Linked DNA regions of Homo sapiens: region 2 is linked to region 1. Evidence: chromatin loops called from intact Hi-C (ENCODE). Cell type or tissue: HepG2. All regions are shown on one strand. Links, peaks and the distances in the headings refer to the core of each region. The heading gives the core; the rest is flanking DNA.

The links. A loop is a pair of places that touch in the nucleus more often than their neighbours do. Peaks named below come from ENCODE experiments on the same cell type or tissue, not always from the same donor. Only the 100,000 strongest peaks of a DNase experiment are listed, where the experiment ranks them.
Region 2: a loop joins it to region 1, with 22 times the contacts of the local background. A loop is called at or near these places in 13 of 110 quality-filtered maps.

The regions. Positions count from the first base shown.
Region 1 is chr9:74,767,926-74,784,367 of GRCh38, reverse strand. It overlaps TRPM6 (transient receptor potential cation channel subfamily M member 6), which reads left to right. Exons shown (of 39, transcript NM_017662.5): 22 at 1,515-1,689; 23 at 1,892-2,006; 24 at 8,292-8,485; 25 at 12,533-12,665. Among named protein-coding and RNA genes, the nearest start is that of TRPM6, 110 kb to the left of the region's middle. RefSeq lists an enhancer at 13,144-13,193. In HepG2, for the core only: CTCF peaks have their summits at 7,117 (motif pointing left), 10,296 (motif pointing left) and 13,239; DNase peaks (open chromatin) are centred at 7,117, 10,287 and 13,247.
Region 2 is chr9:75,229,749-75,246,190 of GRCh38, reverse strand. No RefSeq gene overlaps it. Among named protein-coding and RNA genes, the nearest start is that of OSTF1, 150 kb to the right of the region's middle. In HepG2, for the core only: a CTCF peak has its summit at 7,651 (motif pointing right); DNase peaks (open chromatin) are centred at 6,810 and 7,670.

The DNA.
Region 1 (16,442 bases), core at 5,424-13,423:
GGATTCAAAATTGGGCCACCTAGCTCCAGTCTGTCACCTGAGCTTGCCGTACAGTTGTGTCAGCTTTTTCTTTTTTTCTTTTTCTTTCTTTTTTTTTTTTTTTCTGAGATGGAGTCTTGCTCTGTTGTCCAGGCTGGAGTGCAGTGGCGCAATCTCTGCTCACTGCAACCTCCACTTCCTGCGTTCAAGCGATTCTCCTGCCTCAGCTTCCTGAGTAGCCTATAGTAGGGACTACAGGCACTTGCCACCATGCCCGGCTAATTTTTTATTTTTTAGTAGAGACGGGGTTTCACCATGTTGGCCAAGCTAGTCTCAAACTCTTGACCTCAAGTGATCCGCTCGCCTCGGCCTCCCAAAGTGCTGGGATTACAGGCGTGAGCTACTGAGCCCGGCCGGCTTTTTCCATCTGGCTGTTCACAAGGACCTAAGACCTACGCTTTAATAAGTACAGTGTCTCAAGATCATCTTTGGCTTTTCCTTCTAGGATACTTACTGGCAGGGAAGGGGCAAGTTCTGGAGATTGAAGGGTAGTGCTGAGACAAACAAACAAAGAGGACAGAAAAGAGACAACCTCCAGGACTCCAAAGATTTTTCCTATTTGACATTTTTCTCTTAGACCAGAAATGTTTTCTCTTGTCTTGGTGACATTAGTCTTTATGAGATAGGCTATGCCGAGATAACCAATATATTTCAATGACTTAGCACAAAGGTATTTCTCCCTAATGCAAGGTTTGGTGAGTGCTCATGGGGGCTGTCCTCTATGCAGTGACTCAGGAATCTGGGATCCCTTTGTCTTGTGACATAGCTATGTGAACATTTAGCTCCTAAGGTCTATGGTAGGGAGTGAGAGGGATGGAGAAAGTCTAATGGCTTTTAACTGCTCTGGACAAGAAGTGCCCAAGTCACCATCAAACCACAGCCCACTGGCTTGAATACGTTTCACAGCCCCAGCCTAATGGAAGGAAAGCTAAGAGATGTAGAGTAGCTCTTGAAATAATGATGGGAATTGTGGTGAGTGCTCTGTCTGTTACAGTAAACTAATGGACTGAGTTGATGTACATTTAGTAGATGGAATTAAACTGGCTTGATCAGTTTCTTAGACTCTAATCAATTCCTGAAGACAATTCTGGGAATAAGGAGCCATTGGACTAATTCAACAATACCCTATTTTTTTTTTTTTATTTTCCTAACCTATGGTCCAACTGGGGGCAAACTTAGATATTAGCTAATCAAAAAGTGTTCACAATTCATTACTGCTTAAACAAAGAAGCACAGATTCTCTCCTCTCAGCACATTTATATTATTCCATAGACCAAGTTGACTTGAAATGCATACTGTGTGAGAAAACAAGAGTTTAGCCAAAGAAAGTCTAGCTGTTCCTGCACAAGGGTGTTTTAGTCAATGACTAGACAATCTTATTATTTGCAGGTATAGTTATGATGGCTGCTGGTGTTTGGTTTCTTTTGAACTTCAAATCTGTGGTAAAATTCTGGTTGTACTATGCTCTTTTGCAGACAGCAAACATGTTCTATATTGTGATCATCATGGCCATAGTCCTGCTGAGCTTTGGAGTGGCACGCAAGGCCATCCTTTCGCCAAAAGAGCCACCATCTTGGAGTCTAGCTCGAGATATTGTATTTGAGCCATACTGGATGATATACGGAGAAGTCTATGCTGGAGAAATAGATGGTGTGTATGGGATTTTACCGTCATGCAGAAATTGTGCCTTCATAGTTAACAAGAGTAAAATACATCTGAAAAACAATCATCTAAATCTTAAAAATGTTTGAATTTATGGTATTCTGTGCAGTTAATGTGCTAAATGTGTGTCTAGAGTGGCAGGACTGTGATTCATCTTATCTTTCATTCTTTTAAAATTCTTTATTTGTAGTTTGTTCAAGCCAGCCATCCTGCCCTCCTGGTTCTTTTCTTACTCCATTCTTGCAAGCTGTCTACCTCTTCGTGCAATATATCATCATGGTGAACCTGTTGATTGCTTTCTTCAAGTAGGTTATTTCAATTAAATATGATTATTTAAATAAGAAATGTGGGCAGATATGTTGAGTAGATTCACATGTACTTTGAGTATGTAACCTTTGATTTTTGTGTGTTCTATATTTATTATTATTGTTTTGAAATATGCACATAAAACTACTGATAAGAAGGACATGGAGCATGGGAAACAGTGAAATAATAAATGCAGTCATCCATCGTTATCTGTGGAGGACTTGTTCTAGGACCCCCTGCAGATACCAAACTCTATGGATGCTCCAGTCCCTTATAGAAAATGGTGTAGTATTTCATATAACCTAGGCACATCCTCCTGTATACTTTAAAGCATCTCTAAATTCTCTATAATACCTAATATAGTATTAATGCGATGTAAATGGTTGCTATACTGTATTGTTGAGGGAATAATGACAAAGATAAAACGTCTCTGCATGTTCAGCACAGACACGATCATCCTTTTCTTTTCCCCAAATATTTTCAATCTGTGGTTATTTGAATCCACAGATGTGGAACCCGCAGATATGGAGAACTGACTGTGGGGGGAAAGTACAATGTAACAACATCAAAATGCAAGGAGATCTTGAGTTGTGATTAGGCAGTAAGTTCGAATTATGAAAGGATAGCAAGTGATGGAATTGCAAGTTGGTTAAGGAGTTCTTGATATGCTTTCTTCACTTGCTCCCAGCTTCCCCTGTTCTCTGTTTTCTCTCTTTCTCTCTCTCTCTTTCTTCCTCTCCTTTCCTCTCCTCTCCTTTCCTCTCTTTCGTTTCCTTTTCTTTTCTTTTCCTTTCTTTCTTTTTCTTCTTTTTTTTTTTTTTTTTGAGATAGAGTCTTGCTCTGTTACCCAGGCTGGAGTGCAGTTGGTGTGACCCCAGCTCACTGCAACCTCTGCCTCCTGGGTTCAAGCAATTCTCCTGCCTCAGCCTCCCAAGTAGATGGGATTACAGGCGCCTGCCACCATGCCTGGCTAATTTTTGTATTTTTAGTAGAGACGGGGTTTCACCGTGTTGACCAGGCTGGTCTCAAATTCCTGACCTCAAGTGATCCACCTGCCTCTGCCTCCCTAAGTGCTGGGATTATAGGAGTGAGCCACTGTGCCAGGCCCTCTGTTTTCTTCTCTGTCACTTCTCACTACTTCTCAATCTTCTTTTCTGGATCATCTTCTCCCCAACCTTTTAACATTGGAATGTCCCTGAGCCCGGACCTGCCTCTTCCTTTATTTATGCTTTTTGTGATCTCTTTCAGTTTCCTGTATATCCTGAGCACACCCAATTTATATCCCCAGCCCAGTTCTCTTTCTTAAACTCCAGCCATGGAGATCCAACTGGCCCCTTCCTTCACCAGTTAGAAATTTAATAGATTTCTAAAATTTAAAATACCCAAACTCTTCATCTCCCCTCTTTCCCAACATACTTTTATTTATAATATTTAATGTAGTCTTTCCCAAATCTGTGAGGAAGAACACGAGTTTTTGTTGATGTTCCAGCTTTTCAGTTGTTTACACCAAAAACTAAGTAGTCCTTCTTACTTTTTCTCTGCTCTACACCATGATTCTGTACATGGAGTCATTCTTAATGTCTCTTGAACCTCTACCTCTAAACTCTCAGGAACTTCTGTTAACTCAACCTTCAAATAGATAACTGATTTAATGACCTCTCACTACCCCACTGTTACCACAGAGCCTCTAATTTATCTCTCTGCTTCTGTCTTTGACTCCCTATATTCTTTTCTCAACACAGTAGTCCAAATGACCCTTTAAAAGCAGACATCAGAGGATATTACTCTTCTGCTCCAAACTCTTCAGTGCCTCCCATTTTACTTCTGGGTAAAAGTTTAAGTCACTACAATGACTTATATGGCCCCATGTGAGTTGGCTTTTCTGTCACTTCGTTTTTTTTTTTTTGAGACGGAGTTTCACTTTTGTCACCCAGGCTAGAGTGCAATGGCACGATCTCAGCTCACTGCAACCTCTGCCTCCCAGGTTCAAGCAGGTGTCCTACCTCAGCCTCCCAAGTGGCTGGGATTGCAGGTGTGTGCCACACACCTGGCTAATTTTTGTATTTCTAGTAGAGACAGGGTTTCACCCTGTTGGCCAGGCTGGTCTCAAATTCCTGCACCCACCTCGGCCTCCCAAAGTGCTGGGATTACAGGTGTGAGCCACCATGCCTGGCCCCTGTCACTTTTTTTTTTTTGAGTCTCTCTCTGTTGTCCAGGCTGGACTGCACTGGTGTTATCTCGGCTCACTGCAACCTTTGCCTCCCGGGTTCAAGTGATTCTTCTGCCTCAGCCTCCCGAGTAGCTGGGACTACAGGTGCATGCCACCACACCCGGCTAATTTTTGTATTTTTAGTAGAGACAGAGTTTCACCATATTGGCCAGGCTGGTCTTGAACTCCTGACCTTGTGATCCGCCCACCTTGGCCTCCCAAAGTGCTGGGATTACAGGTGTGAGCCACTGCGCCCAGCCGTCACTTCTTAAATCATGCATCACACTAGTCTTCCCCTGACCCATTCCTCTCCAACCACATTGGCCCCTCAGTTTTTCAGACCATACAGGTGCCTTTGCACTTGCTATTCCCTCTGCCTAGAATGCTTTTCCTGCAGCTACCAGTATGGGCCACTTCCTCACCTCTTCTCGTCTTGCTCAGAAGCAAGCAATTTACCTCAAACACTGAAAAGAGTGCCTGACACATATTTGTTTCCTAGACAAAAGAAACCAAGTGAAGTAATGGGAAGAAACTCATATTTTCTAGATGCCTCTTAACTGTCAGGCACTGTGCTAGGTATTTGATTCCTTGCTTATCTTACTGAAGAGGAAAATATAACAAGTAACAAAAGTAGGGAAGACAGGGGTTGAGAGTCAGCAAAGTAAATCAAAATTCTTTTAAAAAAAAAGTGACTGCTGTGTTGTTACCTAAACATGGGGAAGACATACCTTCCTGCTGGTTATATGATAGTCATCATCTCTCTTAGCCCAACCATTTTAGGAACTTGGAATATTTGCTGGTGTTTAGTTATAATAGCTATTTTTATAGATCAGATAATAAAAGGATCTGAGTTTTTTGTGGGGGCATGGGGAGAGATAGGGATTCACTCTGTCACTCAGGCTGGAGTGGTGCAGTGGTGTGATCTCAGTTCACTGCAACCTCCGCCTCCCTGGTTCAAGCAATCCTCCCACCTCAACCTCCCGAGTAGCTGGGACCACAGGTGCATGCCACTATGTCCAGCTAAATTTTGTATTTTTGGTAGAGACAGGGTTTCACCATGTTGCCCAGGCTGGTAGTCTGAGATTTTTGTTTATTAAAAATGTCCAGTGTCTCACTGCCCGTTTGCTCTCAGGGGAAAGGCTCACACCCCGCATCTTAGCCCCAGGAAGGTAAGTGGGGGCTGTTGATGGGATGGTGTGATGCTCCTGCTGTGGGTGTCACCAGGAGGCTCTTTGGACTCTTTGGGAAGGAGTGTTGCCTGGTGAGGTGGTGCACTCCCAGTCACTAGGGGTGTACACTCGAGGTTGGGTGAACACCTGCTGCTCATGGTACCCAGTGAGTCTTGCCCAAGCAGGCAGCTGGGCAGAGGCCCTTCTGGATCTTGGAGTCCAAAGAACTGTAGAGCAGCCCAAGGGGTGTGGGTCAATTTTGAGTGGGAGCCAAGTCTGGGAGCCCGTGTGCATCATGTTTGGGTCTGGTTGGCTTGGCCACCACTGAAAGAAGTGATAAGTATGGGCTCCTGGTACCTGCAGATCTCCTGCAAACGGCCCAGAGAACAGCCTTGAAGCCACCTTTCCCTTCCAGGGGACTGACCCTGTCCCTAATGCTGCAGTGGCGTCCAGGGATCAGTGGAACATTGCTTTGAGAACTCTCCTGCCTATTATGGAGGCAGCACAAAGCTGGTGCCCCCTGAGCCAACATGGCACTGGGATGGCTTTTTAGGACAGAACTCTGTTGGTGACAGTCACATCTCAAACATAATAGCTGATTTTAAAAGCCAGCAGCAGCAAAGCCATATACCTGAGTATAGGTGGCAGTTGCAGAGAGCCATGGGCTGGAGAGGGTCAGATGGGGCCTCCCACAGGGGGATCCTGTGGGGGCTGCAGCTCAGAGTGACTCCCAGCTCTGTCACTAGCAGGGCGACCCCTTCCTTCTGGAGCCTTAGCTCTGAAAAGCCCCTGGTGGGGGTGCCCTTTCAGATGCCCCCTTTCCATTTCAAAGGCTCTGATTCTCGATCTTGAAGCCAAATGCAGCACCGACACTCGGCTTCAGTTTCCACTGGGACAGCTGGAGGTCTCCTTTCTAGCCCCAGCCCAGGCGGCCAAGCCCATCCTGGCATCAGAACATGCTGAGCGGCATTTTGTAGGGTGGCACCTTTTTATCCAAGTTGCTAGCTACACATCAGTGTTTAAAGAGAAAAGAGTGACCTTTCATTTTTTTTCTTGAAACTTGAGGAAACAGGATACATAACTACTGATTTGTTTGTTCTTAAAGAAAACTAAATGCACGACTGCAGAGTGCTAGAGGTGTGTATTTTTCATACTGTGGGGGAAAGTATTTGTGCTGCTTTTTGGAGATATACTGGGATGTCTGGTTTCTGTCCCCGGGCCTGGCAGCTACGTCTATTTTCTGTAGAAGGTGCCACAGTGAGACCTGGAGCCACCCCTTCCTGCCCTGGCACGGTTTAGAGCTGGGAGCCTATGGACTCTTGGCCTGTTTCTACCTTCTATTCAACCACTCTGATGTGGGGAGACAAAAAGAAATATAACTTTTTGATAGTGTGGTAGAAACATTGATTTGAACTATTTTAGTAGAAGGAGTAGCAAACAAGACTGTGGTAGTGTATACTTTGAGCTAGATAAATAAAGGCCTCTTTGTGAGCCTCCTGGCCAACAACAACAACAAATGTCCAGTGTCAAAAAAGAAGTTGAGAAATCCTCGCATAGGACAAATTTCTCACGTTAGAGATGAACACACTGAAGACCATACAAAGTGACCAACCCCAGATCTGACTACTTGTCCAGGAGCTGGTTACAGACAATTCTTTATAAAATAATTGAAAAAAACAAAAACCAACCAACCAACCCCCAAAATTTAAATACACTGTTAAGTCGCCACCTGCTGGTGGAAGGCTGTTGTCACGTTGGAGTGAAACTGCTATTAATAGCATGTGCAACCCTAGAGTTTCCCACTCATTGACCAGGCCCCAAAAATGTGCATTTCTGACATGTTCTCAGGTGATGCTGCTGCTGCTGGTTCAGAAAACATGCTTGAGAACTCCTGATATAACCCAGTCATCTATGTTTCAATCACCTTCTTTATGGATTCTGAGAAACTTCTATTCTTACCCAAAGATGGCTTTCTCCAGGATAATCCTGGTTCCTTTTCTTTATCACTGTTCAAGTTATGGGTTATCTGTGTTTTTATTTGCTAAATTTGGCTGCCTTCCTCCAGTTCTACTCTGCTATCTTTCTCTAAATAAACTAAAATTTTGACACTGCAAGAAGAAGAATTGTTTTAAAAAGAAACTAAATTTTGTTAGTCTATGCAAAATATTAAGATGGACATCTTATTTTGTTCCTCTTATATCATATTATATACTTAAAGTTAAGTAGTTAAGGATGGTATATTGTTTCAGAATAACTGTACCTCCAATCATTACCCCCATGGCAAGTTCTATAATATCAACATTCACCATCCTATCTCCATGTTACAACTACAAAGTGACCTACCAATAAGGAGTTACTTTTATTGTAAAGTTAATGTAAATAATTTGTCTGGATTTTAATAGAAGCTCTGTTTTTTAAGATGAATTGATTCTTCTTCCGTTTCTTCACTAACACTGTACTGTTTGCATATTTTAACTGGGATTTTTCTAGCAGTTCTCACATTTGACATTAGGTAGATGATACAGAGGAACATTAAAGCTGTTTCCCATAAACGATGAATTATGGACTGAAAAGAGCTTCTTATGTGAGAAGAGATGGTGACTTGAGAGTAGTGTTGAGTTCCAGAATGGATTTTCTGTTCATTACACTGAAAATGTTGGCATTTTCTTTTCTCTGATTGTAATGTCTGCCTTCTGCTTGTTATTCTGATTAGCATGTTTCATTGTAGAAGGTAGCTAATATATTTTGTTTGGTGGAAGAAGAATTGTAAACACGTGGATAGTATTTGTATTGGGTAACTGCCGGTAATGTCAGGTGAGCCAATCATAAATGTTGGAAAATATAGACTCTGTTACCTTTCAAGACTTCATATTAAAACATTGTCCCTCTCTTACTTCATCTTACAGCAACGTTTACTTAGATATGGAATCCATTTCAAATAACCTGTGGAAATACAACCGCTATCGCTACATCATGACCTACCACGAGAAGCCCTGGCTGCCCCCACCTCTCATCCTGCTGAGCCACGTGGGCCTTCTCCTCCGCCGCCTGTGCTGTCATCGAGCTCCTCACGACCAAGAAGAGGGTGACGTTGGATTAAGTAAGTTGTTCTATGTGAGGCAGGAGAAAGAGAGCAAAAAGTAGGATTCAAGGCAAAGATGCACTGGAGTATTATAAATTAAGTTCAGGGCACTGTGGGGCTCTGGGAGTTCCCTGACAATAGAATATCAGCTGATGCTCTGGGTCTGAGTAAATATATTGACCTCATTATGAGGTCGCAGTGCCTTTTGCCAAGATGAACGGATACTTAGAAAGGGATAGGTAGGAAGAGAATCTCTGCTTGATTGTGTAAAGGCTTTATGTCACATGGAAAACTTGTGTTTTCTCTGCTGACCGGAGAACTCATCAGAATAACTCCTAGAGAGTGGTCATGTGACGTGTACTGTTCTCCTTGTTGTGGAAGATGGAATTCAGACAGAATGGAGTTACAGAAGGCCTTGGGGTCTAAGAGAAAAGATAAGCAAAGCTGGGCTTTAACCAGAGTCACGATCCTCTGGTTCTCTAATCTACTGAGCATGGAGGTGATTCTGAAATGGATGTTTCTTATTTTCAAGAACCTCAACTCAGAAACTGGGTGCGGTAGTGCATGCCTGTAGTCCTAGCTACTCAGGAGGTTGAGGCACAAGAATTGCTTGAGCTCAGAAGTTTAAAGCTGGGGTGCACCATGATCATGCCTGTGAATAGCCACTTCGGCCTGGGCAACACTGTGAGTCAGGATGCGGAAATAGGGGTTCTCACTTGTGTTTTTTCATAAGCTTATATATTTTGAGGTTTTCCTAATTCATCTTGTTTAGCCAGATCTTCACTGCATGATATGACTATCGTACTAATTGTTGTCAGAGAACATTGCGTTTGGTGGTTTTATTCTGTAGTTCCTGTCAAGCAGTTCCACAATTGGTACCAGGCCCATTTCTAGATAGTTCCCAGAAATACAGGAAGCAGGGGGCATAAATGCGCAATCCTCTTCCCAATTCCTAAATCTAAAATACCTCTGAAAACTGAAATCCTTTTTTCTTCACAAATTGGGGAAAGACTCATTTGGCCAAAAAAGGCTGATGAGAATTGATGCGAAGCCATTTATTCTCTTTATTTCTTGTAGTATGAATATTCATTGATGTTGGCTGCAGAAAATAGCAATATGTTTGATTTTAGGGATTGCTTTAATCTTAACTAGGGATTTCACTTCATTTATGACATACTCACTATATTAATTTTCTGAAACTAGAAAAAAACAGTTCTGAATTCTAAAATACTCTGGACTCCAGGAGTTTCAGCTAAGGGGATAGCGGGCTATTTATGTGTTTAGGTAGGTCCTTAGGGGGACAGGTCATCCCCTGCAGTATATTATGGGGTTGACAGGGTGATATGCTTTTGCTGGTGGTAGGTGACTCTGTGAAGTATTTTTTCTCCTCCTAAGTCACTTTGAAGATTTTTTTTTCTTTTTCATACCCTGCTCCCTGACCAAGAGATTCAGCCTTTGTACGAAAGCCAAAGCATACCTGAAGTTAACTTGAAGGCTTATAATTATACTGTAAATTTCAGGCCGCTAATAGAGAGACGTCCCAGGCTTTGGCTGCAGAACCATTGCAACCTAATAGCAGAATGTGAATCACTTGATAAATCCTGGAATTGACTAGGATTTGCCCAGACTTCCTAGTACCACATGAAAGAACGTTTCCTGGGTTCACCTTGGTCTGTGCTTATAGGATGATTCATATAAAACTCAAGTAAAGTTTAAAATGAATTCACCCTGAGCTTTGTGGAACATTGTTGAATTTTCATAACATTGCTTCTGATCCTTTATATTGAGGATAAAGACATTTACACAAGGGGCAGCAGTGCCACCTTGCGGACAATTACAGGAAAGCGCCACATACTGCAAGCTGCGCCTGTCATTGGAATTACTCTGGATTGTTTGCTCTCAGGGATCCACATAAGGTTCACATCATGACACCTGTAAAGTTTCTTGCTCATAGGAGATTCTTTAGTGAAAGAAGACATTAGAGTTGGGTAGGGGGTGGGAGATACCGAATCTTTTCAGTGTCTGAAAATTTTTTTCCTGCCATTTAAATCAGAAAGCACTGTATACCTGAGTTGTGAATACATTTTACAGCTGAATAATACTTTTAGCCATGTTTTCAATTTAAAATTCAGATTTTTTGTCATTAATTTTAACAGAAAATAATGTAACAATTGCATTTTAAATAAATTCTGGAGAATTGTATTAGTTCTTTTTCTCCTAATGTAAGCAAAACCATTCAAGAAAGAGAACTTTCCAATTTAATCCTTTTAGCAGCATCACTTCATTATATATTTTCTAAGTATTATAAACTTGCTTAAAAGATGGTATATTATTCTATTAGGCAACAGTGAAAGCCAAGGTAATAGACCAAATGTGAATGCTGGAGTTTGATGAAGAATTGTGTTAGCCTTATAATATCACTTAGTGATGTGTCTTTTTAATGAGTTATTTATAATTGTGTCAGAGAAGGTATACAGCTGTGATTGGCCATTGAATGGTAATAATAACATCTCATTCTTCAGTAGAAGGATTTAGTATGCACAAACTCTGCGTAACAAGGTGAAACTTTCTTATACTTACTGGATTAATTTCAATAGACTGCCTTCTTCTAATCTTGCATTTAACCTATTGGTTATTTACTGTCATTGTAATAGCTAAAAGAGTTGGAAGACAGGTTGATTAATGAGCACAAATATACACTTTGATAGAAGAAATAAGACCTAGTGTTCAATAGATTGGTAGGGTTTTTGTTGTTGTTGTTGTTGTTGTTGTTTGAGATGGAGTCTCGCTCTGTTGCCCAGGCTGGAGTGCAGTGGAGCGATCTCGGCTCACTGTAGCCTCTGCCTCCTGGGTTCAAATGTTTCTCCCACCTCAGCCTCCTGAGTAGCTGGGATTACAGGCATGGACCACCACACCCAGCTAATTTTTTTTGTTTGTTTGTTTTAAGGAGCTGAGAGTTTAATAGGCAAATAAGAAGGAAGAAGCTCCCCGGTACAGAGATAGAGGGAGGGGGGCTCCAAAGCCGAGAGAGGAAACCCCCAATTTTTGTATTTTTACTAGAGGTGGGGTTTCACCATGTTGGCCAGGCTGGTCTTGAACTCCTGATCTCAAGTGATCCACCTGCCTCGGCCTCCCAAAGTGCTGGGATTACAGGTGTGAGCCACCATGCCCTGCCATCAGTAGGTTGACTACAGTTAAAATTAATTGATTATACATTTCAAAATAGCTAGAAGAGAATAATTCAAATGTTTCTATCTTAAAGGACAGGTAAATATTTAAGGAGATCTGCCTCAGCCTCCTGAGTAGCTGTGACTACAGGCTTGTGCCACCAATTGCCCTGATGTGATTATATGAATGTATCAAATTATCACATGTATCTCAAAAATAGGTACATCTAATATGAATCAATTAAAATTTAATTAATTTTAGAAAGTGTTGGCAGAGAGAAAAGAAGACAGATTCCCCATTTTCATATAAACGCAGTGAATTTTTCTTAAATGTGAAAGCATTCTAACCTGTGAAAATATTGAAGAGAAAGAATTCTATATATGAGTCATTTTCAAAGAATGAGTAGGAGAGACCCAGGCTGGTGTTTCCAGTTCTTTCTTTTCTTTTCCTTTTTTGAGACAGGGTCTCGCTTTTTAGCCCATGCTGGAGTGTAGTGGCGTGATCACAGCTCCTGCAGCCTTGACCTCCCAGGCTCAAGCCATCCTTCTGCCTCAGTTTCCTGTGTAGCTGGGACCACAGGCGCCTAGCTAATATTGAAATTTTTTTGTAGAGAGAGGGTCTGCCTGTGTTGCCCAGGCTGGTTTCTAATTCCTGAGCTCAAGCGATCCACCCCTGCTCAGCCTCCAAAAGTGTTGGGATTACAAGCGTGAACCACTGCGCCCAGCTCCCAGTTGTTTATTGGTGCTGTTTCTGCATTAATATTAGAAATAGTTTGACAAGGTGACAAACTTATCACAACAGGCTATAGTTTCTCATTTTCAATACAAGTGGAAGAAAAGCCACTCATGCCCTGAGGTGAATAATGATTCTTTCTGTGTTTCATACTTATTTCTATAGAACTCTACCTCAGTAAGGAGGATCTGAAAAAACTTCATGATTTTGAGGAGCAGTGCGTGGAAAAATACTTCCATGAGAAGATGGAAGATGTGAATTGTAGTTGTGAGGAACGAATCCGAGTGACATCAGAAAGGTAAAAGATATAAATCTTTTCCATTCTGAAACCACTAACACAACGTGATTCTGCTAGAATATCTAAAGGTGTAGAAAGATCTTTCAAATCCCAGAGGTTTGAGTTCTTTATAATTTGAAACATTTAACAACATATAATATTCATGTAATCAAAGTATATTTATTAAGCATCTACTATATTCCAGGCACTCTTTTAGTTACTAGGAATAAGTGGTTAATAAGACATAAGAATCCTTGTCCTCATGGGACTTACATTCATGCGCGCGCGCGTGTGTGTGTGTGCGCATGTGTGTAGGTGGTGAGAGAAATGAAGTGGATGGAGAACAAAACCTAAGTAAGGAACCACAAAAATAGATTTGTAATTTATTATCAGGCAGTAAAAGAGCTATGAAGAAAAATAAAGTAGCTGGAGAGAACAGGAAATGATGGTGGCGTGAAATCTAGCGGAGCTGGGGGTTGAGTGGACTGTTTAGATGGTCTGGTTCTAGAAGGTCGCTCTGAGGGCATTGAGTGGAGGCCTGAAAGAAGTGAGGCAGTGGGCGAGGCAGGGGCGTCTGGTGGAATAGCGCCCCTGGCGGAAGGAACAGCAAGCGCAGCCGCCTGAGGCCACATGGTGTGTCTGGCAGCAGCCAGAGGGGAGGAGGAGGTAGATGGAGGGTGCTGGTTGGATGGGGAGTGGGGTTCTCAGGGCGTCTGACCGGCGGTTGTTGTGCAGTGGAGTTGGCGGCTGCTTCACTGAAGTGGGTGAAGACAGAATAGGAGAAGCAGAGACTGCAATTACAGGTGGCTTTTGGGAGAAGTATTACGGTGCAGGGAAGCTTGGTATGGGGACACGGTAAGGTTTTTTTGTTGGATTTTGCGTAATGTGGCAATAAATAAAACAGCATGGTCCTGAAAATGATCCACCAGCAAGGGAGAAACTCAGGAGTGGAGGGAGGAGGCCATTTGCTGAAGAGAAGTCCCTAAGAAGCTGGGAAAATGGAGGGTCTGGCTTTTTGCCCGAAGCAGGGGAACGGGACAGGATATGGCCAGAGTAGACGGGAAGGCAGACAAGGTTGGTGGGGACCCAGGTCTCGAGGCAGAGTCGTCGGCTGGGTGTGCCTATGTGTGGGATTTTGAGGGAGGCAGGCGGTATGGGGGACATTCAGAAGTTTGAGGAAAGAGGAGGAGACACACTGGAGAGACTGAACATATTAGGAAGCTATAATGTGATCTGAGTTACTGTTGGATTTATTACTAATTGTGGGTGCATGGCATCGTGTGAAAATATGGAAGGCTATATGTGATGAAATGCATTTTTTTAAAACAGAATTGTTCTTGTAAATGGAAGCAAATTGACAGAAGTTAAATGTGTTCCTCTATTTTTGAACATATATGGAACTGACTATGATGTATTATATCTAATTATGCATGTTTTTTTCTGATGTCAAATATCAGGTAGAGAGATGTGAATCCTTAAATATGGCTTTACTTAAACTGAATCACATGAAGAACTTTCTAAATGGTTCACTATGGGCATAAGTCATGTTTATATAAATCTGGACTTCTCTATTGGTACCATATTTATATAAATCTGTGTTTCTGTGCCTGATTGAATTTCAGATTAAATTTAATATGGAGAAAAAATTGAATATCAAAGATTGAGTCCACAAAAATTGATTTCACCTACATAATATCTTTAGTCCATAGTTATATGAATTTCTCTTTCCTTCTTCTACACGTTCTGCGCCCCTTTATAGCTATGCTCATTGAGTCCGACGGGCAAGCTTGGTTCTCCGTTTTGTATGAAGCATAGACTCGTATTAGGAGCTTACGGAGCTGGGATGAAGTCCTGCTTTAGGCACTTACTAGTTATATGGACACAGGCAAATTTACTGAACCTCCTTGGTTTCCTTCCTCCCTCCCTCCCTTCCTTCCGTCCTTCCTTCCTTCCTTCCTTCCTTTATTTCAACGGAGTCTCACTCTGTCACCAGGCTGGAGTGCCACGGCGTGATCTTGGCTCACTGCAACTTCTGCCTCCCGGGTTCAAGCAATTCTCCTGCCTCAGCCTCCCGAGTAGCTGGGATTACAGGTGTGTGCCACCACACCCGGCTAATTTTTTGTATTTTTAGTAGAGACGGGGTTTCACCGTGTTAGCCAGGATGCTCTGGATCTCCTGACCTCATGATCCGCCCCCCTCGACCTCCCACAGTGCTGGTATTACAGGCATGAGCCACCATGCCAGGCTGTTTTCTTATTTGTAAAATAGACATGGAGGCCGGGCAAGGTGGCTCACTCCTGTAATCCCAACACTTTTAGAGGCTGAGGCAAGTGGATCACTTGACATCAGGAGCTCAACACTAGCCTGGCTAACATGGCAAAACCCCGTCTCTACTAAAAATACAAAGAAAATTAGCTGGGAGTGGTGGCACATGCCTGTAGTCCCAGCTGCTCAGGATGCTGAGGCAGAAGAATCACATGAACCCAGGAGGCAGAGGTTGCAGTGAGCTGAAATCGCACCACTGCACTCCAGCCTGGGCAAGAGAATGAGACTGTGTCTCAAGCAAACAAACAAACCCCAGAAATAGCCCTGCTTCTTAGAGATGCTGTGAGGATTAAATGAGATAATATAGATGAACTGTGTGGCAGAGTGCTGACTCATAGTAAGAGTACAATGAAAGTTATCTATTATTAAGTAAAAATGGGCCCCTCAAAATTGTTAGTATAATTTCTTTTTAAATACAAATTCCCCTCCAACCCTTAAGGAAAGGGGGATGAACAGATGAGATGTGGACAGGATAGCCTCCCTGCCTCCCCAAGATTATGAACTGGGATAAGTTTATGGAGAGCCGTTTACTCTAAACTATAAACTAAGGAAGGATTTTAGGTGGACAAAGATATGGACAGATTTACCTTCAGTAATGGTGTGGATTTGAGGGGGTCAGAATAAGAACCACGAAGACCATTTGAGAGAATAGTGCAGTGCACTGATGTGTCCACAGCCTCGCCAAGGTTGGTGGTGGTGGGATTGAAAAGAAGGGGTGAATATGACATTTAGAAAGAACAATTCATTAGGCATGTTAAGGATCAGATGTGGAGCTAAGGGAGAGCATAGAGTCCAGCACGACTTTCAGAAAAGAGTGGGGTAATCAGGTGAAAGGTGGCACCACCGAAATAAAGAAGGCACAGGAGGTGTGAGAGAAAGCAATAAGTTGTAGATTTCTTGAGCTTGAGATTCTTGTAGTATATTTAGCCAGAGATGTTCAGGAGGCTTTGGATGTGTGCATCTGAAGCCCCCGGGGAGCATTTGAACTGGTGGAGGAGCTCATCTGCTTATTGGGACAGTCAACTGTAGGAGTCATCTGCCTATTGTAGGAAACTAAAAGTATGACAGAGGAAGCGATTATGCCCAGGAAGCAAGAGTGAGGGAACCTAGTGAGCTGAGAGTTAAAACCTGGGAGGTGCCAACACCTGTAATGGGCAAAGAGAAACTCATGGAGAAGACCATAAATAACCATTCAGAGGAGTATAAAGAGAACTAGAAGAAGGCGGTATCATAAACTAAGGGAATATAGAGTGAAAATTGAGAAGCAGACATAAACAATTCAATGATAAAATCCTAAAAACATTAACCATCATAAAGCATTGTCTTTCTCTTGGATTCTTTTCTTGGGATTTGAGTAGAGGGTTAGAAATTAAATGGATATGTACCGTCTGAAAATTATGGGTACTTCCAAGAGATTTAGAATTTGGTTATGAAGCTCTAATTTATTATTATTATTATTTAGATAGAGTGATC
Region 2 (16,442 bases), core at 3,202-11,201, 460 kb before region 1:
CCCGTGATCCAATCACCTCCCAGCAGGTTCCTCCCCCGCCACTGGGGATTACAACTGGACATGAGATTTGGGCAGGGACACAAATTTAAACCATATCAGCCTCCCAAGATTGAACCAGGAGGAAACTGAAACCCTGAACAGATCAATAATGAGTTATAAAATTGAATCAGTAATTAAAAAAAACTACCAAAGCAACCCTAAGCAAAAAGAACAAAGCTGAAGGCATCACACTACTCAAGTTCAAACCATATTACTAGGCTACAGTAACTAAGGCAACATGGTACTAGTACAAAAAACAGACACATAGACCAATGGAACAGATTAGAGAACCAGAAATAAAGCCACATACCTACAACCACCTGGTCTTCAACAAAGTCAACAACAACAAGCAATGGGGAAAGAACTCCCTATTCAATAAATGGTACTTGGATAACTCATTAGCCATATGCAGAAGATTGAAACTGGGCCCCTTTTCACCATATACAAAATCAACTCAAAATTGACTAAAGATTTCACTGTAAATCTAAAACTATAAAAACTCTAGAAGAAAACCTAGGAAATACCATTCTGAACATAGGCCCTGGCAAAGATTTCATGATGAAGACTCCGGAAGAAATTGCAACAAGAACAAAAATAGACAAGTGGGACCTAATTGAACTAAAGAGCATCTGCACAGCAAAAGAAACTATCAAACAGACAATCCAGAATGGGAGAAAACATTCACAAATCATGCATTTAACAAAGATCTAATATCCATATCTATAAAGAACTTAAATCAACATGCAAAAATCAAGTAACACTATTTTTAAAATGGGCAAAAGTTATGAACAGACACTTCTCAAAAGAAAACATACAAGTAGCCAACAAACATATGAAAAAATGCTCAAGATCACTAATTATTATAGAAATGCAAATCAAGGCTGGGCGTGGTGGCTCACGCCTGTAATCCCAGCTCTTTGGGAAGCCGAGGTGGGCGGATCACGAGATCAGGAAATTGAGACCATCCTGGCTAACACGGTGAAACCCCATCTCTGCTAAAAATACAAAAGTTAGCCAGTTGTGGTGGCGGGCGCCTGTGGTCCCAGCTACTCAGGAGGCTGAAGCAGAAGAATGGCGTGAACCCGGGAGGCGGAGCTTGCAGTGAGCCAAAATTGCACCATTGTACTCCAGCCTGGGCAACAGAGCGAGACTCCATCTCAAAAAAACAAACAAACAAAAAAGGAAATGGCAATCAAAACCACAATGAGACACCATCTCATACCAGTCAGAATGGCTATTATCAAAAAGTCAAAAAATAACAGATGCTGATGAGATTGCTGAGAAAAAAAAATGCTTCTATATTGTTGGTGGGAATGTAAATTAGTTCAGCCATTGTGGAAAGCAGTCTGGTAATTTCTCAAAAAACTTAAAAGAGAGCTATCATTTGACCCAGCAATTCCATTACTGGGTATATACCCAAAGGAATATGAATCATTCTACCACAAAGACACATACACTTGCATGTTCATTGCAGCACTATTCACAACAGCAAAGACATGGAATAAACCTAGATGCTCATCAATAGTGGACTGGATAAAGAAAATGTAGTATATATACACCATGAAATACTACACAGCCAAAAAAAAAAATAAATGAAATCATGTCCTTTGAAGCAACATGGATGCAGCCAGAGGCCGTTACCCTAAACAAATTAATGCAGGAACAGAAAACTAAATACCACATATTGTCACATATAAGTGGGAGCTAAACATTGAGTGCACACGGACACAAAGAAGACAACAAGAGACCAGGGCCTACTTGAGGGTAGAGATGGGAGGAAGATAAGTATTAAAACACTACCTATCAAGCATTATGCTCACTACCTGAGTGATGAAATAATTTGTACAACAAACCCCAGTGACACAGAATTTACCCGTGTAACAAACATACACATGTATCCCCTGAACTTAAAAGTTGGAAGGAGAAAATAAATTAATAAAACGTACCTATTTTTTAGTACAGGTATTTGGTTAGAAAACTTTTTTAAAGGTTTGAATCTAATTGTGATATTTCCTTCCAGAAGTAGTTCTCAAATTTTAGCACACATAGAAATCACCTAAGAAAAGGAAGAGTGCTTTTCTGAAGCGATGCCTTTCCCATGAAAGCCAAACAAAATTCTAGCTTAAGAGAAACAGTGCAATTCAACACCCAGGGATAAGCTAGGAAACTGAGCCATATGAGGAATATGCAGTATTGGTTCCTGGCCACACAGCGTCACATTCTCACCCTAAGAGCCATTAAATGACATTTATGGTGAGGTGTGATCTTCCCTTACATCCGAATAAACTGAGGTTGCTGATAGAAATGCAGATTTCTGAGACTGGGACACATCCCAGATCTATTCATTCAGAAACCCTGGGGACTAGGTCTAAAATATGTATTAATATTTTAACAAATATTTGTGGTGACTTTTATTGACACTAAAGTTTGAATACAATCCCTAAAGGGAAGCTTCACAATTAGATTCATGTCATTCACAGCAACCTCTCCACCAAATGTATGCAGTTGGACTTCTGTGCCTTTTCAAAGTTATGGAACAGAGAAGTGACACTTAAGCAGAAAGAAATGAAACAAGAAAGACATAATATTGGGGAGAAATGCAAACATACTACAGGGGGTTCTGAGTCAGGAAGATTTAAAAATAAAAGTGATTTATAGCTAAGATAGGATACTATAAATGAAAACACTACATTCGAACTACTTTACAGAGATAATCATGGTGTTAAAAAGTGACAAATATAATTCATTTTATTATCATAATACATATTTTTGAAGATACAAATGATGCCATAAAAATATATTCTTAACTCGCAAAGGAGTCAGTAAGCCATTCCAATGTGCAGAATTCAACCACAGGCTGTTTAACAGGAACACAATTGCTAATCATCAAGCCTAAAAAGCAGAACAATAAATGTTCCAATCTGCTGTGGGTCAGCAACCAGAGAATAAATCTCACAATTTTTTTTTTCTTTTTTTTTTTTTTTTTGAGATGGAGTCTCCCTCTTTCACCCAGGCTGGAGTACAATGGTGCAATCCTGGCTCACTGAAACCTCCGCCTCCTGGGTTCAAGTGATTCTCGTGCCTCAGTCTCCTGAGTAGCTGGGATTACAGGCACCCACCACCACATCCAGCTACTTTTTGGATTTTTTTAGTAGAGACAGGGTTTCACCGTGTTGGCCAGGCTGGTCTCAAACTCCTGATCTCAAGTGATCCACCCTCCTTAGCCTCCCAAAGTGCTGGGATTACAGGCCTGAGCCACCATGCCTCGCCTCACTTTTTAACTGAGCAAGATTTTTACATGAAGGGAAAGTTTACAGCACAGAATTCAGGCTGGTATGGTTGGAAAGGAAATCTAATGATCACAATGAGGAGTAGGAAAGTACAAATCACAATTTGGTCTCTCCAGCTGAGTTCACCTACATGTATTATAGCCAGTAGTATAATTGACAATAACATAGATCATAGATGCTTTTGAAATGCTCTAGTTGAAAGGACTGAGATCATCAGACTGAACTTCCTCATTTTATAGATAAGGAAATTGGGCAAATAATTTAGCTTCTCTGGGCTTTAATGTCATCCCAACTCATTTGTTCTAAGGCAAGACTGCAGCCTGAATCATGAGACGTCTTCAGTGCTTTCTTCTATACAAATTCCCAAAATGTGACTACTCTGCTAAATGGTGATATAAAATAGAGTTGTTCATTGCATCTGTCTCAAAAGTCTAAAAATTCTACAAATTACTCTTGAGTCTCAACTATTTATTGAATAACTCCTATGTGTGGAATACTTTGTTAGATGTTGGAATTGAGAGAGAGAGAGAGAGAAAGAGAAAGAGAGAGAGAGAGACAGAGACAGAGAGAGATAAAGAGAGAGAAAGAGAAAGAGAGAAAGAGAGAGAGACAGGAGAGAGAGGGACAAAGAGAGAGAGAAGAGAGAAAAAGAAAAAGGAAAAAAGAGAAAAAGAAAAGGAGAAAAGAAAAAGAAACGAAACCTAGCAGAGATACTTTCAGGACAGGGTGACGGCTATGGTGTGTCTTCTATTTTGGATGTGTTGAGCTGCTCTTCCCTATTGGGCTAATTACAAGTTCTGAGACTCATTATTTACACTTTTCACCTGTTGTCTACTGGGATTTTCAAAAGAACAAGCAACATATTTCCTGAGGATCCCCCCAGCATCAAAGCTAAAGATTAAACAAATGAAATGTTTTAAAATTGAGCTGATATATCGGCTATTACCACTGCTATTGAATAAACAACGTTCAGGGGCCAAGAGGGTGACTGAAGTTGCCTCAGTTGTCTTTTCAGGAAGGAAAAGGGGTCCACTTTCACACTAGAGAATGCTTCTCTAAAATTTACTCAATGGGGCAACAGTTTACAAACTGTACAGAGCTCAAGAGTTCCAGAAATATGCTTCTTCTTGGATGGTATGTGGAGACAAAGGAGCTATGAAGTGGGGGTGTGGGAGGATCAAGTTCTGTTTTCAACTGAATCAGTTCTCTTATATAGCATATATATTTATATATTATATATATTCTTATATTATATATTATATATTCTGATAATATGTTATATATTCTTATAATATATAATATATTCTTATATAATATATATTCTTGTTATATATTATATATATTCTTATATTATATATTATATATATTCTTATAATATATTATATATTCTTATATATTATATATATTCTTATATTATATACATATTTTATATATATATATATATCAGGGTTCCATATAAGCTTTCATTCCTTCTCCCAAGAAAACATTTCTGCTGCCGCTGCTAGAAAGCATCTGACACATAACACTAACTCATCATGTAGATCAAAAATTCTAATTTCATAGAATGGCACGTATAACACTTTCAACAACCCAAACCCTTGTTTTGTAACTATATTTCATAGATATTTGCCTTCCTTCTCTATATATCAATACATCTTAGATCAGAAGAGTTTATAGTACTCTTTCAAGGAGACCAAAACAAAAAGAACACTGTTTAAATTGGTTTCTGTAGGTATACATGTAAACACAAAAATCCCAGATACCTATCAATCATCTTTTCTTTCTTTTCTAAAGAACTTGATTTCCTGCATGCTGGTACCTTGAAACCTATTTTAATTTAATCTTCATTAGTATATTTTCTATACAATGGTAATCATCGATCACTATAATATTTGGCTAATAAAAACATCAAAGGAAAATCTGTGTGATCTTTGTTAACACCACTTAATTAAAGGTCCTGTATTATCTGGGAGGGCCTCTGTGGGGATTTTAACTGGTGGCTCATTGGACACGCAGCTAGCTGAATAGATTGGCCCTTACTAAGACTGAATACAGCTCCATCACCGTTGAATGGATTAGTGGAATAATAATCAGCAATAAAATGCTATGGAGATCTGAGAAGTTAAATACATGGTAATAGTCATCCCAATAAAACTGTTCTGGAAATGACTAATGAATCATCTCAACTTAATAGTAATTCTGTCATACTAGGAAAGCAACAGAAATGGAGCCAAGCTGCACATTAGAAGCTACTTGAAGTCCCTGTGAACTGATGCCTTCTTAGGTTATGGCAGACAAGTTCACCCAACAAATATTTACTGCATGTCTGCTAAGTGCCAGACACAGAGGTGAGATCCTCTGTGTCACTATTCATGAAATGGTAAGAATTTTTATTTCTTTGCCCTGCTTCAATCAGTTCCCCCACCTCAGAGAGGCCCTCATTTTAGATCTTTCAAGAGTCATTCAGATCAGGAAAGTGACAGAGCTTGACTCCCCAGTTCTCCTAACAGTTCTGCAGCTCTGCTGACCACCTCGACTTGTGAAACACAGATAAAGGCATCAGCTTCCACTCTTCCACTGCTGCAACTGCCTTCCACAAAGATCTTCTCACCTGAACCTTAACTTGGAGAACTGTGGAAGAAAAGCTATAAACATCCAAGTCAAGAAGATGGAGAGACATGCCTGTAATCCCAGCACTTTGGGAGGCCGAGACGGGCGGATCATGAGGTCAGGAGATCGAGACCATCCTGACTAACATGGTGAAATCCCGCCTCTACTAAAAATACAAAAAATTAGCCAGATGTGGTGGTGGGCGCCTGTAGTCCCAGCTATTGGGGAGGCTGAGGCAGAAGAATGGCACGAACCCAGGAAGCAGAGCTTGCAGTGAGCTGAGATCGCGCCACTGCACTCCAGCCTGGGTGACAGAACGAGACTCCATCTGAAAAAGAAAAAAAAAAAGATGGAGAGAGCAGAAGCCCCTTTTCAATCATTTATTTTTTTAATTTCTGTGAGAATCAATTATATAGAAGCACTGTATTAGGTACATAGCCAAATGAATGAGTGAGCAGGTTACTGCCTGAGAAGGCTTAACAGTCTAGTGGGGCAGAAAGAAGTGTTATTAGTATTACAGTGTCTAAATGGTACAACAAAGCACTTGGGAAAGAGAGAAGAAAGAGAACAGGGCTTGATTCAGATGAACAGAAGAGTCAGGATTCACAAAAGAGAGGTGGTCTTCACTGAGAAGATGGGAGCTACTGAAAGGATAACTGAGCAAAGCCATGCCAGCCGCCAATCCACTTGCATATTGTATACTAAGCAGGCAGAAAGCCAGAGAAAGCTTCCATGGGATTTATCCCCTCTCCATGTGGCTTCATATGTGTAAGGAAAATGGCCGTGCTTTAGTCAGGAACAGGCCGAGGCAGCCTTCTGATGCAACATGACTCAGAGGGTTTGGAGTGCAGGCGCACGGTTCCACATGTTATGTAACCATGCCACATGAGGCACATTATGTAACCACACCATGTGAGGTGCATTAAGTAACCACTCAAGTGCCCTCACGCTTGGCTTGGAGCCACTATTGTCTGTAAAAGGTATAACTACCTTGCTGATGCTGTACATATGGCTTGCTTGTGCCCACAGCCCACTTGCACCCAGAGAGACAATAAAGCCATGTTGAAATTCCTTGCAATTCTTCGAATGTTCTTTCAGCTGCCTGCCACTTGTCCACCCACTCCCCTCAGACCTCAGTTAGAACCTGACAATTGGCACTATGAGCAGAATCCCAAGGTGAGTGAGCCTTAAGTCTCTGCTGATTCCAGGTTGGCTATGTGGCCACAACATGGATTGTGGGAACTGGTGGCAGATGTGCTGCTCGGATGGGCTCTGGTGGAAACCTGGGCAGTGGTAGATGGGTCCCCCACAAGTGTGGAGAAAGAGCTGAAACAGCTGGAAGCACAGAACACCGAGAAGGAACCAACCTTTGCCGGCAGAGTTGGATGGGTGTTTGAGACTGTGCTGTGGGAAGTGCATGCTCAGTTCCTACAGGGTGCCACACAGACCTGTGGGAATTAAACAGTGCCACCAGCATCCAGGGGAACCTCTGCCCGCCTGGATGCTTCATCTGTGGGACAAGGGGGCAAATAGTATATTCCATTCCGCCTGAGATGGAAAAACTTGCCTCTGTTATGACACCCCTCCCTCCATCAGCGACTGCTAATAAGTAGGTGGTTGGCACAAGGGCAAGGTGACCACACGCTGATTGAGTGAATATAGGCAGCCATATGGACTGTGTAGGATGCCAGTGAAATACCAAAAGATGTCAGTAGATGGCAGTTGTACACAGACTTGGTGCAAGTCGTTCAGGAGAAGGATAATGCCGCGCAACCCAGTCCTGCCCAGGCATTCTAGCTCAAAGACTAAGTGCTGTAGCTGGGTGGGGGTGTAGAGCCTTTTCCGTTTGATTAGGGAACTAGCCAAGGTGCCCAGCTTGGGGGCACACCAGACGACCAGCAGTCACATGTGAAATTAGCAATCCTCTGATCCTCCACCAACGTATAGCAAGTGTTAGTGCTGGTAGATCCCAGCACAAATACATTCTGGGGGTGGATATTCTACATGGCTTGGCCTTACAAACCATTTGATGGACTGCTTGATGATGGAATTGGGACAGTACCACTATGTGGTAGACTTGGCGAATGCATTCTTTTCCAGAGAGCCAGGAACAGTTTGCCTTCATGAGAGGGTGACAATGGACTTTCAGTGTTGCTGCAGGGCTATGTGCAGAGCCCCACCATATGTCGTGATCTTGATATTATGCTAACCTCTGATTCTTTTGCAGATTTAGAAGTGGCAACACTCCTCTTTCCTGGGATTGGAATGGTGCAGCTGAGACCACTTTCCTGGCAGCCAAGCAGGCACAAGCCCTATAGGTAATTATCCAGAGGCACCCATTTAAACTCGATGTGAATGTGACCACAGATAGTTTTGGCTGGAGCTTATAGCAGCACATGGAGCACTTAAGAATGCCAGTTGGCTTTTGGTCCCGACTACGGAAAGGAGCTGAGCTCCAGTATTCATTGATAGAGAAGCAGTTAATAACTGCATATGCTACCCTTCAGGTTCAGGAGTGTGTGACCAGACAGGCTACAATCATTATGTGCCTGATTTACCCAATAGCAGGATGGGTGCATTCATGGGTAAAGACCCCCCAAGACTGGAACGGTGCAGACATACACTTTGGCAAAGTGGGGCGCCTACTTGGAGCAGTGGAGTATGCTGAGTACAAGTCCCTTATCAGCAGAGTTGCAAGAGGTCTTGGGACCTGCAGCCCTAATGCAAGATAAGGCCATGGGGCCTGAGGCACCCCTAGACCCTGAGCCTTCACCATTTAAGGAAGGGCATCCCCTCATTCCTGATGGGGCATGGTACACAGATGAGTCTAACCAAGGTGCTGCTATTTGGACCACTGTTACCGTCCAGCCTAGTACTGATACCATGCGGTATGAAACTGGATGTAGGTGAAGTAGCCAATGGGCTGAATTTAGAGCAATCCTGATGGTGATCACCAAGGAGGTGACACCTGTGGTAATCTATACTGATAGCTGGGTGATCTGTCGAGGCTTAACCTTGTGGTTAACCACTAGAAGTTACAGAAGTGGCCAGTTGGTCACCAGCCCATGTGGGGCCAAGCCATGTGGCAAAACCTATGGGAGGAAGGATGACTTCCTCTGACCAGGTATGGAGACAAATGGTAACCTGTTGTTGCCTGCCCCAACACCCCTGAAGGCAGGGGAACAGAAAACCTGGCTGTGGCCATGGACCTTCCAAGCCCCCCACTGTTGGTGGTTGGCTGTCATAGCTCCCTGTGGAGAGGGCCTACAGTATGACTTGCATGTCATTCCTTGGGTGTTCAATACATGGTCCCCATGGTTGACTGTTCACAGGAATATCCAGGGAAGGAACCCTCCTCCGGGGGACATATATGCTGTCTGTGTGGCCTATTATGAGCTCCCCCATCCATGACTTTGGCATGGATACAGGACCCAAAGGAACCACGGGGAGCTGAGAAGGTGTGGTATCATCGCTCAGGGCAAAAGCTCTTGGCAGATGCATTGTCATCCAGGGATGAAAGGTTAGCCTGTATTTTGCCCAAGGGACATGATTTACCTCTGTTAGTACCTGTGCCTGCTCTGTCATTTCAACCATAGGTTAACATGCTCTAACTGCATTGTGGACTGGGCCCACACCTATGCTGAGGTGACCAATGTTTCCAACTGTTGGAACCATACCACCTTTCCAGCAGCAGCTGCAGATGGCTTGCCGTGGCACATACATTCCATGTCTGCAGAGAAATGGACATGGCTGGAGACTTGTGGTCCCATGGCCGAAGCCTGGAATACAACACAGCAAGCTTTGGACAAAGGATGCTACAAGACCCATGGTGCACCTGCCCCCTGGCTGGCCTGTAGCATTTATGACGGGTGGGCTGGCTAGTTGGGGATTATGTAGTACCCCCAGCCCAGGTGCCACAGTACATACAGCAACACTGGGGCAACACCACTGTGGGATAGGTACCTGTCACAATCAGATCAGAAAGATAGTGTTGCAAAACTGAATGGCTTTAGACATAGTAACTGCTGCCCAAGGAGGCGTCTGTGCCCTTTTAGGAAAACAATGTTGTACCTTTATCCCTGACAGTTGGCAGAACATAACAGCAGCCCTGCAAGGGGTCTCGCAGGAGATTAAGGTGGTTAAGAGCATTACTGACAACCCCCTGTAGAGATGGTGGGCATCTCTGGGCTCTGGACTATGCTGGGCCCTCATAGTCATAAGTAGCATAGCTGAGATCCTAGTAGTGAGCTGTTATTCTTTGTATTGTGGGTTATAGATTCAGGGCTCTGCCCTATGGGTAGGTGTCCCTGCCCCAGAGGATGCCCTTAGCCTAGGGAGTAGAGTGTAAGGGAAATGGCTGTGCTTTAGAAATAGGCAGAGGTGACCTCTGGTACAGTATGACTCAGCAGGTTTGGAGTGCAGGGACACAGCTCCACACATGACGCAACCATGCCACATGAGGTGTATTAAGTAACCACTCAGGTGTGCTTGTGCTTGGCTTGGAGCCACTATTGTCTGTAAAAGGTATAACTACCCTGCTGATGCTGTACATATACCTTGCTTGAACCCACAGCCCACTTGTGCCCAGAGAGAGAATAAAGCCACGTCAAAACTCCCTGCAATTCTTCAAGTGTTCTTTCAGCTGCCTGCCGCTCGTGCACCCACTCCCCTCAAACCTCAGTTAGAACCTTACAGTATGTTTCCACAATACCTTCCTGATGAGATTCTTAAGCATCATAAATTACATTTCCATTTCTTTCCAGGTACAAGAAGATCAATAACAACTTGAACACCTGGGTGTTTTTAGCCACCTTTATGAAAGGTAGAAAAGCCATTTTGAGAAGGCCGGCTGTGAAGGCTGGAAGGATGATGGTCAGGTTCCCAAACAGTGAAGACCAAGACCTAGAGCTTCCTATCTCCCAAGATCCTTCCTGACCTGCTACCTTTTATTCATTCTAGATTCCCTCTACTAAGAGGGCTTTGGCTCCTTGCTTACATGCAACATGATTGTTTTTATTTATATTCAAACGTTTTGATGGTCAAAGGCCCAGTGTGGGTGGATGTTGAACTCCTGCAGTTACCATTACAGCTCCTGCCAACACTGATGGGCTCCTTCACACAAAATTTGCTTGCTATTGTCCCTGACTTTAGGTTCCCGGGGTTGGGGGGTTATGGGAAAATATAGAGAGCACAATATTTCCAAACTTAATTAAAAGAGCCCAGGAGCAATGAGCAAAATGATATCACCACATGCTGATGGAATACTGAATAACTGTTCTCTGGCTAGAGGCTCAAGCACAGCAAAGGCAGCTTTTTCCATGCTTGGTGAATGGACCAGGGCATGATCATTCAATCCCTGAGTGTGCAGCTGTGCTGCCTAGCACCCAGTAGGATTTATGCTTTAATAAATCCTTACTGCATCTGGGAACTTTTAAAAAAATATCGAAGCCCAGGTGCCATATCCTGCTAATTAAATAGTTGAGGGATAAGACCCAGGTATCTGTTATTTAAAGCTTCTCAGGTTATTCTAATGAAAGCACTGTGACTAGCATCTTAGTTTGTGCTGCTATAACAGAATACCTGAAACTGGACAATTTATTAAAAAATAAATTTATTTATCACAGTTCTGGAGGCTGGGAAGTCCAAAATCAAGGTGCCAACACCTGACATGGGCCTTCTTACTGCATTCTGACATGGTGGAAGGACAAGACAGCAAACTAGCCAAATGCTGCTGCAAGAAGCCTCTTTTCTAAGGGCCTTAATTCCATTAATGAGGGAGGCATCCTCTCGGCCTTACCACCTCTGAAAGGCCCCACCTCTTGATACCATCACAATTGGCAACACCTGAGTTTTGGAGAGACCATTAAAACCACAGCAAACGGTGATCCAACGGAAATAAACACATTAGCATCTAGGAGGGTCTTCTGTGCTTGAGATGCTCTGTCCTTCCTCCTCATTCGTTTCTAACAGCCCCACACAAGTGATAACATCACTGACATGAAATCTAAGAAGATCACTTGCAGCTGAAATCAAGTAGTCTTGCTCGTTTTTAGAGGGAGGCACAACACACAGCCATGAGAGTTCTAGTGGTGAAGCAGGTATAACTTTGGAAGTGAAGACCCACTGACCAAAAGAAAATAAAAGAGAATAGGTTACATCAGAAGATACTTTCTCCTCCATTCTCTATCAATTTTCTTTTCAGAGATTCTGATGTGATTGTGTTGGGGTGGGGCTTCAGATATATATACTTTTTAAAAGCTCCCCTGATGATTCTAATGTATGCAAGGTTTGAGAACTACTGGTCTAAGGTTCTCAAGCTTTGCTGTATATTAGAATCAGCTGAGGAGCTTTGTTAAAATCCTGATGTCTCAGGCCACGCCCCATGCCAATTAAATCCAAACCTTTAGGGATAGGACCCAGGCATCAGCGTCTGTAAATCTCCCAAGGTATTTCCAATGTGCAAATCAAAGTTGAGAACCAGTGCTTTAAAGTTCCCTACAGATGAAAGAATAGCAAAGGAGAAAAGGCCCTGGATTCTAGGCTCTGCTTTGATACTAATTTGCATGTAACCTTGGACAAGTCATTTTACCAATCTGGGCTTCAGTTTTCCCACCTGTGAAATGTTATCAACGACTTATTATGGCTCTAATGCACATCTTCTATGAATGTTACCACAGCTTTACAAAGCCAGCTCACTCTACCACGTGTGTTGCCTCCTACAGCTCTCTGCTGTTGAAAAGAGGTGGTCGCCTGCCTCGAGGATTAACAATCCTGGGCATTGTTTCTAAAGCAGAAGGATATAAGGGCATCCCAAGTCTTCCCTACCTCTCTAATCAGATTAAAGATGTAATGCAACCATGGTCCTGTGTAGAATAACTGTCACTAATCAATTTGGTCAAGAGTCACGGTCAGAACATGGCCTGACATGGTTTGGCTATCACACGTGTAGAAAGAGCTGTGTTTGATAGAGTCAGTGTTTGTTCTTTCACAGTACCCCAATACGTCAGGCACAAACCCCCTGTTGATCTAGACAGACTTGCATCACTAGCTGTGAATCATCGAGAATGGCAACATCTGCAGCGGGGACCTCTAGGCCTGAAATGCCCCACCACATTCCTTATTTATTTCTAATAGCAGTACACAAGCAACATCACTAAATGAAAGGCAAGGAGAAAATAATTAGCAACCAAGTGTCTGGCTCCTTGATAACCTACAGTTGAGTGAGTTTGGTTGTCAGAAGACCAGGATTCAAGCCTCAGTTCTCCCTTATGCTGGCTGCATGACTTTGGGTAAGCAAAGCTCTGCTAATAAGGCTCTCAGGCTTTCATTTCTAAAATAGGGATCATATCTGCTACTCCTCAGAAGGATGTAGATTGGATGAAGCAACATAAGGGAGAGCATTTTGTAAGACACTATTTCTCTACCTTTTTTCCCTTGGGCTCCCTTCTCTCAAAACACATAGAAATTCATTATTCTCTTCTGTGATATAATTCTCCCACAGATGGGTCCCATTTGATATCCCAAACATCAAGATGCTGTAATCTAACACACACGAAGGATGCAAGCCGTGTGGAGATGCTACCCATTAACACAGGACTTAGGAGAAGGCAATAAGGCAATTACGAAAAAAATCCCCAATCTCAATTCTGTATGAGTGTTAGGTGTTCTCACAAAGGAAAGGGAAATTATTTCATTAGGCAGAATCCAAATACTATACAAAACAGAAAGGACATGGTTTGTTGACAAAAGTGAAACTATTCTGTGAAACAAAGGCAGCAACAGGGAGATAGAACAGGATTTTCCAGTGAGAAATAAAAGTTGTTATCAAGGTAACAAGGATAGGCGTGGTGCTTTGCCTCCTTTTTGCTCCAGTTCTTCCAAACCAGGGATACTTTTCAGACCAGGGAAAGCAAATGCATTCAGCTGTTGAAGCGCTGCTACACCATCAGATTTCAAAGACAGAATCCTCTCCTTATTCTAAAGGAGACCCATTTCCACATGTTAAATACAAGTTATTTGAAAATGACGTGGAGGATAGAAATGATGAAAATAGTGACAGAGAGGAAGAGTTCTCCCAAGTTACAGATGAGGACACTGAAATTTAGAGGTTAATCCCATGTAAAGCCAAGAAGTCTGATCCCAGACTCAGTCTTCTGTCTATACTACAAGAATGCTGTGGAAGACGTATTGTCAAACAAAAAATACTTGCACCATTTATCTGAAAATCAGACTACTGTCATCCACAGTATAGCCCAAACATAGACAATAATCATGTGCTGAGTGCTTCATATGCCCCAGGGTATCCTCAATTTACCTATATTGACTTATTTAATTCAAAGCAACCCTCTGAGTAGATGCCATTATTTCCCTATTTTATAGATGAGGAAACAGAATCACAGAGATGTTAAGCAGCTGCCTGAGCTCACACAGCTAAGCATTGTCAGAGCCCGAATTCAAACACAGACCATTGGCTCCAAATCCCACATTCCAATGACTATTTGATACTGTACATCAATCAAAGACTAAGCATTAACAATAACTACCCCAAAACCCTGACAAACATCTCACTATGATTTCTTAAGCCCCACTTGGAGCCTCACTGACTCTTATTTAACATCTAATTCTCAACAAGTTTGCAAAGAACTTTCACGTGCAAGGCTGGCATGATCTGGCCCGTGCCTCCAGCTCCACCTTCATCTTCTGCCATTTCCCCTATGCTCCAGCCTCACAAGCCTCTTTGGTGCCCTCCTTGGGGCCTTGGCACCTGCTATTCCCTTTGCCTAGAATGGTCTTTTCGTCATTCCGTGCCTGTTGACCTCCTACTCTCCCTTTAGACCTCAGTTTAAGTGTCACTTCCTCATGGAACTTTACCATCATTCTGCTTTTTTATGATACTTTTCTATCAGAGCACTCACCACACAGTTATAGACTTGTGTGATTACTGCATTTACAAGGCCAAGAGTAGTGGCAGTTCTGCTCCCCCCTGTATTAAGTGTACTTGCTCTGGAACACAATGGCTGTAGAATAAATATTTGTTGGCTGCATTAATTAGTGACACTATTACACATTAATCTTCATAATAATGCTTGAAGATGAGTGGACAATGGTAGCATTAAGCTCATTTTAAACATGAGGGTACTCAAGACCTGAAATATTTGGAGTGATTTGCCATAACACTATTCCTAAAGTGGTGGAGCTAGAATTCAACTCATTCAAGGTCAGGTGGTCCAAGAGCCCAGCGCTGTCTTTTATCCACTTGATGCGATGAATAAATAATGAAGTGTGCTGTGTTTTCAATAGCAAATAAGTTGCAGACTCACAGGGTTAGACAAGCATATCATCAAAACCAGATCTATGCCCATTTGCCTTTCTTATTTCCCCAGAATCAGAAAACACGAATATTCTGTTTTTGATTGATAGTCACTGAAAGTCCACAGTTTTAGGCACCGTATAGAACAAGGCCTTGGTTCCAAACATTATCTAACAAGATAGAAGGTCAAATTCAAGCAATTTCAAGTTGTCCTTGGAGTTTAGTCCAAAAACCTTAATGATATTGACTCAGCATTTGTTTAGAGTCAACAGGAACAGTAACCAAATGCACAGAAAAAAAACAGTCCACGTGCCATTCATCAGAGCATTGACCTTTCAGCCCTGGGATTCTTCACTAGAAAATGAGAAGCATGGATTTGGTGATCTCTAAGTTTTTTTCTTCTCTGAATGCATGGCCTTCCAAATACACTAGTAGATTTGACTGCTCACAATTTGGCAAGAATAATATTTTTGGGATACTAATTACGTTTTTCATATATTTTCCTCCTTCCTATTTAAGAAGGTAGAAGTCTCCTCCTCCTGGCTGAGCATGAAAAAAAAGGAAGGTGGAAGTCAAGGCATGCATCCTTTAGAGATGGTGTGAGGCAGGTGTTATGCTCAGGGTTAGATTTCAGCCCCAGCTGAGGACTAAGGGGAGTGGGTGGACATGAGGCAGGGAACTGGAAGAACTCTTGAGAAACAGCAGGTAGGTGAGACATGGCTTTACTCAGCAGCTCCCTCACAGGGTCAGTGTTACTTTTATACCTTACACAAACAATCGAGGCTGAGAGCCAGGTAGTGAGCTTCTCTATGTTATGTCTACGTGGCTATGACTATATAAGACACAGGACTGTGTGCCTGTGCCACAAACCCGCTGAGTCATCCAGGTTGTTTACCTTGGCCTATGCCTGCTGCCCTATGCCTGCTTGGCTGCAGCACAGCTATGTTCCTTACAGCAGGCCAGAACTCAGAAGCTGCCTGCATATAATTCCTTTGCCAGCTTTTTTTTTTTTTTTCCCAAAACACCCAAGGCCCTATGGGGAGAGAAAGAATTTGAGAAATAAAGTTGAGGACAAAGAGGTCTGTAAATCTAGAGAGCAAATGACATATAGACTGCTCCCTGGCTGTATGGTAACCACACCTGATAGCAGTAGCTTAAGCATGCCCGTAGAATGACCCTCTATAGCAGATGCA